2 separate regions of the Homo sapiens genome follow, and region 1 is linked to region 2. A link is an interaction called in ENCODE POLR2A ChIA-PET data of the cell type or tissue named here. Cell type or tissue: PC-3. All regions are shown on one strand. Each heading gives the region's core, and the rest is flanking DNA. Links, peaks and the distances in the headings are about the cores only.

Region 1 (5,396 bases), core at 299-5,298, 250 kb before region 2:
AGGCTTTGATTTGAATCCAAAATGCAGGTTGCTACCACTACATTACAAAAGCCAGATGTCTGAGATTTAGCATGCATCCTTGTATTTGCAAATAAGGAAGAAATTGACAATCTGATGTCTCCAGTACAAAAAAAAAAAAAACCCAAATATCATTCTCCTTTGGGTACTGATTTACTGAAGGGATAGTTTTTAATTGCACCATAAAAATGCTATTGAACCACACTATCTTTAAAAAATTCCATTTAACTATGAATGATAGATTTATGACTCATTTAATTGTTCACTTCTTGAGATTTTGGGGCTGTCTCTTTGCTAAAAATGAGGGGGTGTCTTCATTATTGACACAATCGCTCATTCTTTCAGTCATTTTTATAAACAAAAATATTGAGACAGTATAAATTAGAGAGAGCATGACAGAAGAGAAAGAATAATTACTTGTGGTTTTAACATTTACACAACTGCTGCGAACACATCAGAAGTTCATAACGTTCAAAGTGAAATGTGTTGCACTGTACTGTACTGCTCTCACATTCTGCTTCAGATTTATTAATACATCCGCTTTACTTCCACCCTTGAGGATAGGAGCCCCGTGCTGGACATCTCTGTGAAGCCTACTGGTGTGCTCCCTTCACCACACATTTCATAAATACTACTGGAACTGCATTAAGCTAAACATTATAACCAGAAAGGCTAGAAAATCAAGAATGTAGATGATTATAACCATAGCTCACATTTATTAACAAGCACTTACTCTGGGGCAGAAACTGTGCTAGACCCCTTGCATCAGTTATCTCATTTAATTTTTACAACAATCCGGAAAAAGAGGAGTTTAACAGACTTTTCAAGGGCAATAGTGCCATCCCTAAAATAATTTGTATATCACATACTTTCCTTGGTTGTTTTATTTTTTTGAATATCTGCCTCTGGAATCTTTTCCCAAACTACTCCTTGGGCAAAAATTTTGGTCCATGGTTTTACGGTTTTCACTGAGTTGCTTAATATTAGAGCCAACTAAAGATTCAGTTTTCTTGATTGTTATGTAAATTAATGTTATAATGTTTGAATATGTAAACTGGCCATAGATTTAGTTTTCTCTTACTACTATATTATAATGTTCTATATTAGTATAGCAGGGCTTTTTCCTCCTTATACTTTAAATACAACATAATCGGTTCTTTATAATAACTGGAGGTGGTGGGTGGACTCTAAGGTCAAGAAATTGTAAAAAGAAGGCATAATGTCTAGTAAAATAGATAAACTTAAATTTGAGTTCAGTTAAAACAATTGAAATGGAGCAATAATAAATAAACACAGTGAACACTTAGCACCTTTTGGACGTATCAGTTGGTTATAAATTTAAACTGTTTATCCAAGGTTCTTGGTATAATACTTAAGTTTAACATAGCTAATGATCTTTCAAATATGATACTGTATCATGACTAAATATTCTTTGGATTGAAATTCAACTGAAACATACTATGTAAGTGTAACTGCAAAATTTAAGTGATTGGCAAAGGTTTGTCTAAAAACAGCAGATTATACTCTTGGCTGACAGCCTTGAAGCACCGAGTGAGAAAGTCCCTGGTAAGTAAAAAACTGATTTCCAAAAGAGGGGGTTTTTAACCAAATCCCCCCTTCAGCATCTGCTCTCTACTGATGCACAATGTCACATCACTGATGATTATGAAAAAAGCTTTCCTTTCTGTGTTATCTCCAAATAAAATCTTATCATGATGCCAAAGATAGGGAAGAGGAACCTAATAGGTGTATAAAGAGAAAAGACTGCTTTGAGAAAAAAAGACAAATTCTGAATAAAACTAGTATTTCAGGGGGAAATATTAACGGCTTGAATTTAATATTAAAAACAACCAAGGTTTTCTTATCCTTCACACTATTAGGTTAAATCAATGGGATATGAGTAAAGAAACCAATCTTCACAGTACTTTACTGTAGATATAGAAGGATAGAGAATAAAAAGGATACAATTTGTGAAGTCAGAAATCAGGATAAACAAAGGGCTCTAAAATCTGCTAAAACACTCTCTAGGAAGTTATAACCTAAAATTTTCTTTTTTTCCTCTGGAAATCAAACTCCTTAAGAATGAAGTCAAACCAAAGGGGTCGAAGGCATATTTTACAACATCCTGACTTAACCTGTAACATTTTTCATTTGTCTTGTCTTTGACCTGCCTTTCCCACTTCAACATGAGCCCCTAGAGAATGGTATCAAGGTAATGGTTTATCTATAATTTGCTTGGTTTTGTATATGGAAAGTGAACACTGATTTTCTTGGCAGTAGCTGCATACCACATGCTGTAGCTATCTAATTTGAGGACTAGGTTTTTTTTTTTCTTTAATCTTGATAAACTTGGTTTGGGTTAAAAATATCATTGTTACTTAATTTCATAAATAATAATAATAAAGCAATGCCGTTAGTTATTTACTTATGTTTTGGGTGAACTCCCAAGGTAAAACTGCCAATGAATTCAGAATTTTTAATTCAGAACAATTCAAACTAATGGAACAATACTTTCAAAACAGAACCCAACTATTAACCTAGATTTTTTTCATTTGCTGCTTAATAATATTTTAAAAATAATATAAAAATTATATCTTTATACTAACAATTAGTTTTCTTATTTGAGGGTAATTAAGTATCTTTCTCCCTTTCTTGAATATTGCAATCTTAAGTTATGTTTTCCTGGGCAACAAAAAATGCAAACTTGTTAAAGCCAACTTTTTAAACTAAATTTTTAACCACTTCACTGATATTTTAAGTCACTAAGTAAGAATTGCAGAGAAGTCTTTCTGGCCAATAAGAAAGTCAGCCAAGAAATTTTTGATAAGTATTCTTGAAAACAAATACTTGCAAAACAATGGTGCTGGTACAGAAAAATTAAGCATTGTCTGACCTTTCCTCTTTCCACTTAGTTCTATTTTGTAATATGCTAAGTTTTTTCTTTTTCAATGCTAGATGAATTACAAAAACATAAGCAAAATTTTATGATTATATTATCATAAAACATTGCGTGTAAATGGATTGTAAAAATATTTGTTTCTTATCTCCAATCTGAGTAAGTACTAAGTTCAAAGGTGCTGAGTCATGACCTAAGGTCTTGCTAGATGGAGTCTTTCCAGAGTCTGGAAACCAGATCTCTTATTCACTGCTCAATATTTATCCACGGCAGTACACTGCCACCATCAACTCTCCATGTATTTAGCTGACATAAATTAAGCATTCCAGAAGTGACAATGCTTGATAACCAAATGCATAAAATAGTCAACAATTAACATTCAAAATAAGAAAACAGATGTTAGTTTCTTTTTTATAAAATTATATCTAATTTACAATAAATGCCAATTAAAATTATTAACCAATATACATAAATCTCCTTTGCCTTACTGTCAAATAGCTATGTAGATTGTAAAATTATCTTAAATGTTCAAAGGAATTCCTAAAGGTTTTTCATTTCTTTTTTCTCTTTTTTTGATCTCAACTATGAATCAATAACTCCTTGAGCATACTGGTCCTTTCTACTCAATAAAAGGCAATCGTATTATCAAAGTGAAAACAAAGGATACTAACGGGATAGTGAATAATCCAACACAAGGCATTGCTCTGCTAATGGTTATTTCCATTAAATCTAATGACTACAAACAACCGAACTTGATCTTACCATCATCAATAACCACTCAGATTAGCATGTTAAAAGCTTTAATGTGGTCAGGCATGGTGGCTCACGCCTGTAATCCCAGCACTTTGGGAGGCCGAGGTGGGCGGATTGCCTGAGCTCAGGAGTTTGTGACCAGCCTGGACAACGGGTGAAACCCCATCTCTACTAAAATACAGAATATTAGCTGGGCATGGCAGCGTGCACCTGTAGTCCCAGCTACTCAGGAGGCTGAGGCAGGAGAGTTGCTTGAACCCAGGAGGCGGAGGTTGCAGTGACCTGAGATCACACCACTGCACTCCAGCCTGGGTGACAGAACAAGACTCCGTCTCAAAAAAAAAAGTTTTATAGAGTTATGACAAAATGTTATTTTAAAAGCAGTGACTTTTCATTTAGGTTGTTAAGAGGAAAGAATTAAGTAGTGGATGAATAACCATCAACTGAAACCTTAGAAAAGTCACTGTTACTAACTAATGTATTATAATGACTTGCTGTATATTTCTCTTATACCAAGAGTACAACTCCATCCTGCTACTTCTTTATTACCCTTTGTCTTCATCTTTGAAAGTATTTCAAGTTAAGTGATGATAAGAAGTTGTATTAAGAGGTGATTTGTGATGGTCTGAGATACCAACCCACATTTCATTTACTACTATATGTCAGCTCTTCAGGTTTTCCGTTAAGAATATTAGAGGAGTTAATGAAACTTTGCTTTATTGGCCCAGGGTACTCAGCCATTTAATCAAATGGTTAATTAAACATTCGTTGTATACTGTTTCAGAAGAATACATTATTTTTGTGAGTTACAGATCAAGGGTATATCTTTTTTTATTGAAAATTACATAATTTATTTGAAATGTTCCTTCTGGTTTACATCAACACTATTAAAACTTCATGGCTAGAAGATCTATTTTTCCCTTACTCAGCTAACAAACATTTACCAAGTATCTGCTGTGTGCTAACGCTTAGGTGTTAAACTGGGCATACAAACTGAATGAGAAAGAGTTTGCCTCCACAGAGCTGAGCGTCCTAGAGAGATGTGCCCAGATGTTGCAATCATAATGCAATGAGAAATGTAATGTTGGTACAGGCTACTATGTAAGCACAGGAAAGAGGTGCATAACTTGTCTGTTAGAGTCAGGAAAGGCTTTTCTCAAATGGCTGAACTGAATTCTGTGGGATGACAAAGAGTGCTCAATAGCATGAAGCAGAAGAAGGAAAGGCATGCTAGGATTGCATAGGTAAGAGTAAGCGGCCGTGACATTGCCAAGTGGCGGCACAGTGTAGCAATTAAGAGCACACACTGAGGCCGGGTGCAGAGGCTCACGCCTGTAATCCTAGCACTTTGGGAAGCCAAGGAGAGAGGATTGCTTGAATCCAGGAGTTCAAGACCAGCCTGAAAACCATAGCAAGACCCCATCTCTATAAGGAAAAAAATTAAAAAATTAGCCAGGCATGGTGGTGCATGCCTGTGGTCCCAGCTACTCAGTAGGCTGAGGGAGGTGGACTGCTTGAGACCAGGAGATTGAGGCTGCAGTGAGCCTAGATCGTGCCACTGCACTCCAACCTGGGTGACAGAGCAAGACACTGTCTCAAAACACACACATACAAACACACAGTATGGGACCTGACTACCTGGGCTCTTCCTTGTGCAATTACTTAATTTCCCTGTGCCTCAGTTTCCTAATCTGTAGAAAGGGCATAATGTGAACACTTAATTTAAACG
Region 2 (5,396 bases), core at 268-5,267:
AACTAAACAGCTTCTGCACAGCAAAAGAAACTACCATCAGAATTAACAGGCAACCTACAGAATGGGAGAAAATTTTTACAATCTACCCATCTGACAAAGGGCTAATATCCAGAATCTACAAAGAACTTACACAAATTTACAAGAAAAAATCAAACAACCCCATCACAAAGTGGGCAAAGGATATGAACAAACACTTCTCAAAAGAAGACATTTATGCAGCCAACAGACATGAGAAACTGCTCATCATCACTGGCCATCAGAGAAATGCAAATCAAAAGCACAATGAGATACCATCTCACACCACTTAGAATGGCAATCATTAAAAAGTCAGGAAACAACAGGTGCTGGAGAGGATGTGGAGAAATAAGAACACTTTTACACTGTTTGTGGGACTGTAAACTAGTTCAACCATTGTGGAAGACAGTGTGGCAATTCCTCAAGGATCTAGAACTAGAAATATCATTTAACCAAGCCATCCCATTACTGGGAGTATACCCAAAGGATCATAAATCATGCTGCTATAAAGACACATGCACACGTATGTTTATTGTGGCACTATTCACAATAGCAAAGACTTGGAACCAACACAAATGTCCACCAATGATAGACTGGATTAAGAAAATGTGGCACATATACACCATGGAATACTATGCCACCATAAAAAAGGATGAGTTCATGTCCTTTGTAGGGACATGGATGAAGCTGGAAACCATCCTTCTAAGCAAACTACCGCAAGGACAGAAAATCGAACACCGTATGTTCTCACTCACCATGGGTGGGAATTGAACAATGAGAACACTTGGACACAGGGTGGGGAACATCACACACTGGGGCCTGTTATGGGGTGGGGGGAAGGGGAGGGATAGCATTAGGAGATATACCTAATGTAAATGATGAGTTAACAGGTGCAGCACACCAACATGGCACATCTATACATATGTAACAAACCTGCACATTGTGCACATGTACCCTAGAACTTAAAGTATAATACAACAACAACAACAACAACAACAGAAACTGGAAAAAAAAGAGAAATCTCTCATAAGAAAGCTGTCTTAGTTTATGTTATCTTTGCATCTTTCCATTTTTTTGGACATAATTTATGATGTAGCTATGCAATGTCTTGAAAAAGCAGTGGACTGAGAGTTGGAACATTGGTGTTCCAGTCTTGACCTTGCACTGACCAGCATGTGATATGCCATTTTACTTTCTTAGACATCATCTTCCCCCCTACTAAACTTAAAGAATGAAATAAAGTTAATGCATAGGACTCCTACAGTTCTTAAAATGATATGTGATTCTAAGTTATTAAAACATCCTTGACTAGTTAAAGTATAATATTTTAATGTCAGTATTTCCAGATCTGTTACAAAGACCATATAGACATTTTATCTATGTACAGTGGTCAGAGGAGTTCAGAGAACAATTTGAAATATTGAGGTAGAATTGAGCTCTCCTTTCTTAAAACTCCTCTGAGACCTGGGCTCGATTTGTAGGTTCTGGCAAAGTCAAGAACCACAGTGTTCTATCATGTTTTGGGAGGGAGGTAGTCTTTTCTTCTCTACTGAAGAGCACTGCATTAGAAAACAGAAGTACTGGGATCTACCCATGGTTTTATCACTGATTAGACAACTATGGGCAAAGGAAATGACTCTCTTCTTTGGACATAATTTTTCTTGTCTGTAGAATGAGCCAGATATTCTAGAAAATCTTTGAATTCTTCTATTACCAAACAACCCAATTACAGTCCTAGTTAGGAACATCTAATAGATTCATGAGCTTAAAAAGTTTGGATTGGAATGCTCTTCTTAATGTGTCAAAGCAGGTCAAATTACAAATTTTCAATGAAAAAAATCCTGTTGCTATCTCCAGTCTTAACCACATGTAATCATTTATCTTTCATGAAAAGAGTAATTGTTATATTGTAGATATGGACTTAAGGTCTCTAATGTGTTTGAATTAGTTAGAAACCAAACACATACACACACACACACATACACACACACACACAGTGATCTTATAAATAACAAGTAAATTCTCTTCCCAACAAGGACACTAAATTTAGGCTGGGGAAGCATTCCGCATGCTTTTAAACATAGATCTAGTGTCTAATATGTCTAATAGCTAAGATTACTGTATCATAATGTAGTTTTTTTTTCTAGTTTTCCTCCTTTGATAAGGTTTTACAATACCAGGGTAGACACTGGTTCACTTTAAGGACCAGTAAAAAAACAGATTTTACTTTTATTATGTTCGGCCTTATATTTTCAATTGAAATATTTTGCTCATTTACTCAATTTGAAAAGACTGCTCATTGTTTAAGAATCACCATTGATTAAATAATAATCAAATTACAAGTAAATAATAAGTTTTCAAAAGGGAAAAAGAAATATTGACATATTAAAAGTATACGTTGATTAAAAACTGCTTCCTGACTTTAGAATTCATAATTGTGAAAAATAAATGTCTTGAGTCAAGGAAATATGATCAATCACTGAAGTAGGGGGTAGGCATACTTGTGATATTATCCCGAATTCCCTGATTCTCCTGGGAAGCTCTTCTGCTGGACCTTCCCATTGAACTCTGGGATATCCTGGATACCAACAGGCAGCAGTGCCTCATGTGCAGCATCTCTGCATTTGGATCTTGAGCTGCTTTGATAAGTTCCTCTGATTAAATGCAGTTGCACTATCATACCCTCTGAAAACTGCTGGTGGAAATATTAAAACAATCACTCAGTTTCCCATGTTACAAATCCCCAGATCTTATTGCATCGTGTAAATAAGCTGCTTCCCTCCCACAAAAAGTAAGACACAGAGCTCTTAGAAACAGAGCCAGGTTGAAAAGTTTTTGAGAAGCAAAAAATCCCCCCCACAATAAAGAAAACCCACAACAAATTAAGAAAAATTGTGATTTTGCCAATTCACTGGCAGAAACTTATTGCTACATTGTTGAGAGAAATTAAATAATAATAGTTATAAGTATGAAATTAAACTTTGGAATCTACATAATCTTGGATTAACTGACCAAAAAGTGAAATTAAAGATACATTCTGACACAAGGACCTTATTACAGATTTGAATTCAAATTCTGGCCAGTGTGGAAATAACATTGTAAATCTTAAAAGTACCAATTTGACTTGGTCTTATACTTGCTATTGATTGTTCAAATTGCTAACCAAAAGCTATATTTTCCATCATAGCTACATTGTTCCCTGAATTTAAGATACAAAGCCAGGAAGTCCTGTTATTCTGCTGTACTTAAATGACATGAAAATTACACTTACAAGCTACTTAGATATATGAGAAACTTCTTCAACATCTCCTATTTCCTCACACTTACTTACGTTTAAATATTCAGACATGGGTAAGGGTGCCCTCCTTACCCATTTTTGCCGTTTCTGCCAGCTGTTCATCTCCTTTCTCCTGGGCCTAAAACTTTCCTTTGACATTCAGCTATCAAGCATTCTACCCTGACAGTGTCCTGGCCTTAAAGTCTTGTGCTGTCTGTTCAAGTTAGTTCATTTTAACAGATATTCACTGGATGATTATTATGTCCAGGGTGTTTGGGGAGATGACTTGTCTTTTCCTTACCCACTTCAAACACAACTTCTCTAACTCCTATTCTGCTACGGACCCATTAGAAAGCCACAACTGATCTTTTATAACTAATCTGATATAATGATGACTTTATGTATTACCCCTGCCTGATAACTTCTGCTTTTAAATGGTGGTTGTCAAGGCCTTTAAACTAAAGTCTTGAAGTCTTAATTACCAGGAAACAAGGCAAGGTCAGTTGAAGGTGCTCAGTGCTTCTCAAATTACACCATGAAGAACTGTTTTTGTCCAACAGGAGCAAAAGTGATAGATACAAAACTAAAGTTAACTTCACTTTAATTAAAAAAAAATATAAAACAAAATGAGCAAGGACGTTTAAATATTAACTTTCTTTTCTATTACTAATTCTACCTTCTCTCTAGTTTTTTGAAATTATTATTTTTATCAAATGACCAGAATAAACTTATTACATGTTTTTTAGAAATCACCCTTGGAACAACGAAAAAGTGTCTAGAAATGATTGCTTAGCACATTAAACTTCCAAGTTAGGATTACATTTTTATACCCTTAATCAATCAACCTTTATCAATCCGCAAATGTTATCTACAGGAGCATTTTTCTGTAAGTATTTATCAAATGCTGTGTTGAAAATCAGATGGAATGAAATATTGGCATTTGGTTGAATTGATCCAGTAAATCCATGTACTATAATAAGTCAATCCATTTATAGACATTTAGTTGACACAAGAAATTTTTAAATTGTGAATGAGAGACTCATCAGTAAGAATTGGGGAAGTATGAAATACTTCTCTTTAAACAAACGTCATTTATCTGATGATTGAAGATTTGTTTAAGGAGAATAGTTTGGAGAATTTTCTTCCATGCATGAAGTGAGTTGATTGTTTGTTTCAACTGCTACTCTTAAAAGAAAATAGCTACATAGCTCTATAGTTCTTTTCTAAACCATAAATTATTGTACTATGATTTATAAAATCTAAAATAATACAACTTCTCTTTAAAATCGCAAAGAATTGTGCTTCAGTGTTCAAGCAACAGATGAGAAAACCAGAACTGATTTGTTTTCATTTTCAAAAAGTACCTAGAGTAATCATTGATTTTGTTTATAGGATAGTTTACCTGATTTTAAAATTAAATTCGAATTCTACGGATGAATTTCTTCTCTAAACATAAATATTTCTTATAGTTTGCCCTTTAAAGTGGCATAAAGTATTTGTATAGGCAAAGAAGCAAACAAGTTGAAAGAAACCCCAGAAAACTCCTCAAAGCATTTTCCTTTCATTATGGAAACCGAATTTACCTTAAAATTGCTGGAGTAAATGCTCGAAGATTTTCCTAAGTCAACATGCTTATGATTTGTCTTACTGAGAATAATAGCACTTTTTACCTTTTTTTTTTTTTTGTCACTTTACATTTTGTGGGAAATTTTAACTTCTTGGTAAAAAGTATTTTCATCGGAATAAAAATGGGACTTTCAGATGCCTGTCATTTTCTAAAATGCTTTGAAGTTTAAATTTTCTATGTATATCAAGAGAGTTAAGTCCCTCTGAATAGAGTGCACTAATGATAAATTTAAGATTTCAGGAATCAATCTACAATACTGTTACAAAAACCATACCTATTATTGACATCACACAGTCAGCTTTTGTGCAAATTTCATTTGTGACAACTATTTATTATACTTAAGTGGCAGGAAAAAGGCTCCAACACTGAAGTTTTAAAAATAGTGACAGGCACTGAATGTAGATGGCACTGGACCCATCAGATAATGTGATAAGACAGTGCTAACAGGTCAAAGCAGTTGTGGCAAATGAAAGGAAT

What was found. ChIA-PET counts read pairs that join two places held together with the same protein. Peaks named below come from ENCODE experiments on the same cell type or tissue, not always from the same donor. Only the 100,000 strongest peaks of a DNase experiment are listed, where the experiment ranks them.
Region 1: POLR2A ChIA-PET joins it to region 2 with 6 read pairs; 2 of 35 experiments call an interaction of 5 or more read pairs at or near these places.

The regions. Positions count from the first base shown.
Region 1 is chr5:88,740,551-88,745,946 of GRCh38, forward strand. All of the region lies in intron 6 of MEF2C (myocyte enhancer factor 2C), which reads right to left. Among named protein-coding and RNA genes, the nearest start is that of GSCAR, 46 kb to the left of the region's middle. RefSeq lists an enhancer at 2,864-4,063. In PC-3, for the core only: no CTCF peak of the experiment used is centred there; a DNase peak (open chromatin) is centred at 3,131; H3K27ac peaks cover 654 bases.
Region 2 is chr5:88,992,789-88,998,184 of GRCh38, forward strand. All of the region lies in intron 3 of MEF2C-AS1 (MEF2C antisense RNA 1), which reads left to right. Among named protein-coding and RNA genes, the nearest start is that of MEF2C-AS1, 110 kb to the left of the region's middle. In PC-3, for the core only: no CTCF peak of the experiment used is centred there; no DNase peak of the experiment used is centred there.